Regions from separate parts of the Homo sapiens genome. Here region 2 is linked to region 1. Evidence: read pairs that join two places in POLR2A ChIA-PET (ENCODE). Cell type or tissue: GM12878. All regions are shown on one strand. Links, peaks and the distances in the headings refer to the core of each region. The heading gives the core; the rest is flanking DNA. Region 1 overlaps CDC42SE2 (CDC42 small effector 2). Region 2 holds the start of LOC124901061 (a long non-coding RNA gene).

Evidence for each region. ChIA-PET counts read pairs that join two places held together with the same protein. Peaks named below come from ENCODE experiments on the same cell type or tissue, not always from the same donor. Only the 100,000 strongest peaks of a DNase experiment are listed, where the experiment ranks them.
Region 2: POLR2A ChIA-PET joins it to region 1 with 10 read pairs; 5 of 35 experiments call an interaction of 5 or more read pairs at or near these places.

Annotation. Positions count from the first base shown.
Region 1 is chr5:131,373,611-131,376,524 of GRCh38, reverse strand. The region is part of intron 3 of CDC42SE2 (CDC42 small effector 2); the gene reads right to left. Among named protein-coding and RNA genes, the nearest start is that of CDC42SE2, 110 kb to the right of the region's middle. RefSeq lists a silencer at 917-966. In GM12878, for the core only: no CTCF peak of the experiment used is centred there; no DNase peak of the experiment used is centred there; H3K4me3 peaks cover 925 bases; H3K27ac peaks cover 2,500 bases.
Region 2 is chr5:131,223,591-131,226,504 of GRCh38, reverse strand. It overlaps LOC124901061 (a long non-coding RNA gene), which reads left to right and starts at 2,034. Exons shown (of 2, transcript XR_007058932.1): 1 at 2,034-2,144. It also overlaps a transcript of CDC42SE2 not described here. RefSeq lists enhancers at 1,575-1,674, 2,035-2,094. In GM12878, for the core only: no CTCF peak of the experiment used is centred there; a DNase peak (open chromatin) is centred at 1,854; H3K4me3 peaks cover 1,651 bases; H3K27ac peaks cover 2,375 bases.

The DNA.
Region 1 (2,914 bases), core at 171-2,670:
CCCTGAACCTCAAAGGTAAATTAAAAAATAAAGATTAACAGCTGAATATTTAAAAAGTAAAAGTGGGTAATAAAGAGTACTTATAAGATACCAGGCACAGTTCCAAGAACTTTAAAGCCATGAACTCATTTGCTAGTACCTTCTATAGCAGTATATGACATTTTACCTTCCCTTCAAATCTGGGATCCTCTGGCAAACTCTCACTTCTTGTCTCAGCCACTGCTCAGAAGTCCTCATTTGTTCACCTTTGTACTCTCTATTGAATAAAGGTTTTTTGTTTTTTTTTTTGAGACAAGAGTCATTCGTCACCCAGGTTGGAGTGCGGTGGTGCAATCTCAGCTCACTGCAACCTCCGCCTCCTGGGTTCAAGCGATTCTCGTGTCTCAGCCTCCCGAGTAGCTGGAATTACAGGCATGCACCACCATGCCCATCTAATTTTTTGTATTTTTAGTAAAGATGGGTTTCACCATGTTGGTCAGGCTGGTCTCGAACTCCTGACCTCAACTAATCCACCCACCTTGGCCTCCTAAAGTGCTGAGATTACAGGCATGAGCCACCATGCCTGGCCAAGATGGGAGTCTTAACAGTGTCCAGGTCCTGGATATTCATGTTAAAGAAGCTGAATTCAGCCTTCCCATGGGTGGTAATCTGAGTTGATAAAACTGCCTGTGGAAGTCTAGTTTCTAAGAATATGACAAAAAAATCTCTAATATGTTAAGGGACAAATGAAAGAGAAACAAGGTTTTAGATACTGCAGAGACTGGAAAAATATCTGCTCTTCAATAACTGAATAGCCTACTTTGGATTCCAAATTCTCATACTTAGGTCAAAACTTGAGAAAATAATAAACTTCTTCTATACATGAACTTGTACTGTATCTTCTACGGTGGGAAAAATAATTCTACTTGTCTGGCTTCTAGAGCTTAGCTCACTCACTGGAATGCCAGCAGTGGCCCTCAGGTGACAGAGCTTATATAAGGAGCTCTCTCCAGAGGAGATGAGAGTCACACCATAGATCACCACAGAGAAACCAAAACCAGCTAGTATTATAAGCAGAGAATTATCTAAGTCAAAGTACAGAAAGGAAAGATATTTTGTGTTGGAAATATTCATAAATAAATAGGTGAGTTGCTGGTAATGCATTTACAATTCAATCTTAAGTGTGGTGCTGTCGGTATCTGTCCTTTAGGGTTTAGTAGGTAACTAACCTTTTCCTACTCAGTATGTATTTTGCAGCTTTTGACAGATGAGAAGTTTGCAGGAGACCCCCAAATGTTTTTAAAAAGAATCTCTAAGCAAATCTATAGTGACCTTTTCAAGGGCCAAATTGCTAAAAGCAAAATTGAAGGAACTAGTTGTTCTCATCTCTCAGTGAGAAACCTGAAGTGAAAACAGTTTTTTTCTCCTTCTATTTAAAATTAGTATCTGGTTTAAGTCACATATTCCAAGTATGAAAACTGAAGCACAAAATAGGTTAAAAAAAAAAAAAAAAAGGAGGGGAGAAACTAATCTGAACTAGCTTTCAAGTATTAATGATATTGTTAATATCATTGGTGTTAAAAACTTTTCACTAGAAATTTCTGTCACTATGGGTCCATCTGGGATTGTTTCTATACACTGTATGTATACAATGTACAATGTACCTAGGAAGATATTACTTGCCAAAGTCCCACAGCTAACTAAAATCAGATCTGGGAGTCTTCCTTGTCCACTGTTGTTTCCTTCACATCACTGTGTGAACAACTGTGTTTCAAAGCAAGTCATATAATTCCCCCCAAACATTTACTATATAAAATTGAAATACAAAAATCAAGTGTTTATATTAACTCTATGTGAAGAGTGTTTACAATTGAGCCAAGTACTGTACTATAATTAATTTTTCTTACACCACACTTTGCACTGGAATTGCTTCTGGCTTGCTTAGCTTAAAAAAAAAAATTCTGTCACAAATTTTACACACAATGTCTGCTTAACTTTTTTTTTTTTTTTTTTTTTTGAGACAGTCTCACTCTGTTGCCCAGGCTGGAGTGCAGTGGCACGATCTCGCCTCCCTGCAACCTCTGCCACCCGGGTTCAGGTGATTCTCCTGCCTCAGCCTCCCAAGTAGCTGGGATTACAGGCACCTGCAACCGCACCCAGCTAATTTTAGTAGAAATGGGGTTTCACCGTCTTGGCCAGGCTGGTCTTGAACTCACCTCGTGATCCACCTGCCTTGGCCTCCCAAAGTTGTTTGCTTACCTTTTAATGAAACTATCATTAATTGTTCTAATACCCTCCATAAGTATCTCGTGGTATAACCGATTAAATAGCTAAGTGACTTGTCCAGATAGTCTGAAATTTCACTCAGTAGTATGGGTTCTTTTTCATTCAACCAAGAGACTACTGTTTTTTGTTTTGTTTTGTTTTGTAGTTCAGGGAAATTTTCCCCTAGTATTACTTTGATAATTTACTAGGGAAATTTTCCTGTAGTATTACTTTGATAATTTATTATCCTCCAATGCCTTTTGTCCTCTTTTTTGTAACTTTAGGCAGATTTTGTACTTCCTGGGTTGATCATCTAACTTTCTTAATTTTCCCTTCTACTTTACATTTCTTTATATTTTTCTTTTACTTGCTGGAAGAATGAACTACATCTTCCAGCCTTCTCATGCACTACTTTATTTCAGCTATCATATTATTTCCAAGCATCGTTTCTTGTTATCGATTTGTTCCTTCTCTCTCTCGCTTCCTTTGTAGGCATGTTGTTCTTGTTTAGTGAATCCAGTGTCTTATCATCTGAGACCTATTCATGTTTTCTGTTTTGTTTTTTAGTTCTTTCCTATTGCCTGTATCATCTATTTCTTCCGAGTTCTTTTATTCAGTTCATTCCTTTTAGCTTTTCTGTTGTCTAATGAACACAGGCCATCCAAACGAG
Region 2 (2,914 bases), core at 318-2,817, 150 kb after region 1:
TTAGGGAAGGTGAGGAGGGAGATTTATGACATAAACTTTTGGCTATGTATCAGGATTATTCCTTCAGGAACTTGGCCTCCTCTTTATTCAAGGGTCTCTAAATTTGTGAATTGGTTCAAGTGTAGGAATTTGTTAAGGGGCCAAGACTATTGTGTAATTAAAGGCAGACTTCTGCTTATCAAACCTAGAGCTTTCCTGCTTATTCAAATCATACTACATACAAATGATACTAAATTGCTATACTAAAGTGAGACTTCAGTAGACTGTCCACCTAATTCAGACTTGAGACAACCATGAGCAATTAGCTAACACCAAAGATCTCTGCAAGACAATCGTTTCTGGTTACTACTTCGCTTCGCCACCAATTGTGTCAACCATACCCATCCTGTCTTTGGCAATTAAACAGGGCCAGTTGATCCTTGCTACCCCAGGACCAATTATCCTTCGGTTCCAGGTTTCAGTGAACAGCCATGGAAATGGTTAAAGCCACTTTCAGTTTCTTGAGCTAACACATCAAATCAAGAATCTCTGCTTCATGTACCCATAACAATAAATTCGGCCTGATCCTATTTTAAATTCCTTCCACCCTGATCCAACACTCTTGGGATGCCAAACATGCTCCACACATTTTTATCAATCACAATTGGTAAGATCTTACCTTTTTTTTTGGTGTGTTTAGTTCCTTCTCATAGGTCACACTTGGTAACTGACCTCCTGAGGCCTGCTGTGATTTAAATCTGGTTGTAGGTCTAGAAACAATGAGAGATAGTAGGGATAGGTCCTGAGGAGGATTTGTCTCTTACAAAGTCACTCTTCCAGGTTCTTCATGCAAGGGGAGACTGACTTTCTCAGGCAGGGAAGTAGGGCAAGCAAAGGAGCCTTGGCGGAACATAGAGGTCAATGACCAAGCTTCATTCAAATCTTTCTATAGACTCCTCATGCCAATTTCCAAAGTCCCACTTCTTCCCAATCAGTGTTGTACTTGAACAAAAGTGATCCTGTGGGGTTGTAAATTCAAATTGCCTTGTAATTCAATCACCCACAGGATTAGCCTCTGTGTTTGTTTTTCAGAAATCTTGACCTTGCTACTGTATGAGACAGTTTCTTTTAGGACAGTCATAAACAAGTATGTAGCTCTGAATGTCCCTATAACTCCCTGGCTTGTAGGTACGCATAAAATCACCTTAATATTTAGGCCTGAAATCCCGTTAGTTTGAAAGCTCTCACACAAATAACTGTACCACTCTAGACTTCTTTCAAGGTTCTCTCCTATGGACACCTCTCCAGGGTTTTTAGAGGTTGTTACATAGTGTCATGAATCAAGAGAAGCCACTGTGTGTAATGTTCCTTTGCTTTGCTCTGGGCTTCCCCTGGCTCTGGGCCACCACTTCGATTTCAACCAGGCTGCTGCTATCCTCTGAGCTTGGCTCAGGGCTCCACCTAAGCCACTGTTCACACGGCGGCCACTGCTTACCCTCTCTGCCTGCCATGCCCACCATAGCTGCTTCATGTGGACCCCCCATTCCCTGTCTTCCAGTCTGCTGCTTCTGCCTCTAGGTCCCCTGCTGGGCACCCCCACATGGGCTGCTGCTGGCCTGATGCCTTCACTCTACCCAGATGCTGCTTCTGCTTGTCCTGCTGCCTTGTCCTACTCCCTTGCCTGACCTTCTGCTTTGGCTCCTGCATCTGCTGCGGTCACCCTTTTCTCTGTGGCCATTCAGCACGCTTCACTCTTAAAAGAGGCAATGTTGAGCCTCTTGTAAGAATTTTGACTTTCGTTCTGAGTAAAATGGGAAGTTATTGCAGGACTTTGAACAGATGAATGATAGCAGCTGTCTTACATTTATGAAGCTCACTCTGGCTGCTGTTTTGAGAATGGACTATGGAGTTTAAGTTAGAGGAAGAGAGATAGGGAGGAGGTTATTGGGTTAGGCCAGGTGAGAAAGGATGGTGGTTCAGAACAGGGCAGTAACCAAGGAAGTGGTGGGTGGTCAGATACTGCATATATTTGAAGGGAGAACCCAACAGGAACTCTTGACAGACTGGATGTGAGATGTGGCAGAGAGAGAAGATTCATAGCTAACTCTAAGACTTTTGACCTGAGCAGATGAAAGGATGCAGTTACCATGAAGGCTGCAGATGAGGTAGGTTAGAAAAGTAAGATCTGGAATTCTCTATGAGATCTATTCAGTTTGAGATACCCAGTAGATATTCGAGTGGAGATGTTGACTAGATAGTTAGATATGTGAGTCAGGAGTTCAAGAGAGAGGCTTGAGTTGGAGAAATACATTTATGAGTTTTCAGATTAGAGGTGGCATTTATGGCCCAGGAAACAGATGAGATTTTTAAGAAAGTGAGTGTGGAGAGAGAAGAAAAACAGGCTCAGGACAGAGCCTGGGCATTCCAACACTGAGAGGTTAGACAGTAAAGGCCAAATCAGCCAGATACTGAGAAGAAACAGAAGAAAACCAAGAGGGTATGCTGTCCTGGCAACCAAGTGTAGAGGGTGCAACCAGGAGGAGGGAATGATCCGTGTCATAAAATGCTGCTGGTCAGGTAAGATGAGGACTCAGGATTGACCCTTGGAATGATCAACATGGAGGACACTTGCTGGCTTTGATAATAGTTTTGGTGGAGTCATGTGGGCAAAAGCCTTATTGGGGCCAGTTCAAGACAGAGTGGTAAAGGAAAAGTTGAGGACAGAATTTACAGATGGCTATTAAGAAGTTTAGCTATTAAAAAATTGGGCAGTAGATAGAGGGGAAAGTAGTCAAAAAGGGTTTTTTGTTCATTTTATTAAAGATGCTACAAATAATGGCATTGTAGTAGGCTGATGGAAATGATTTAGTGAAGGGTTAAAAACTGGGCTAGGGAGCAGGAACTATTGGAGCAATGTCCTTTACTGGGTGAGAGG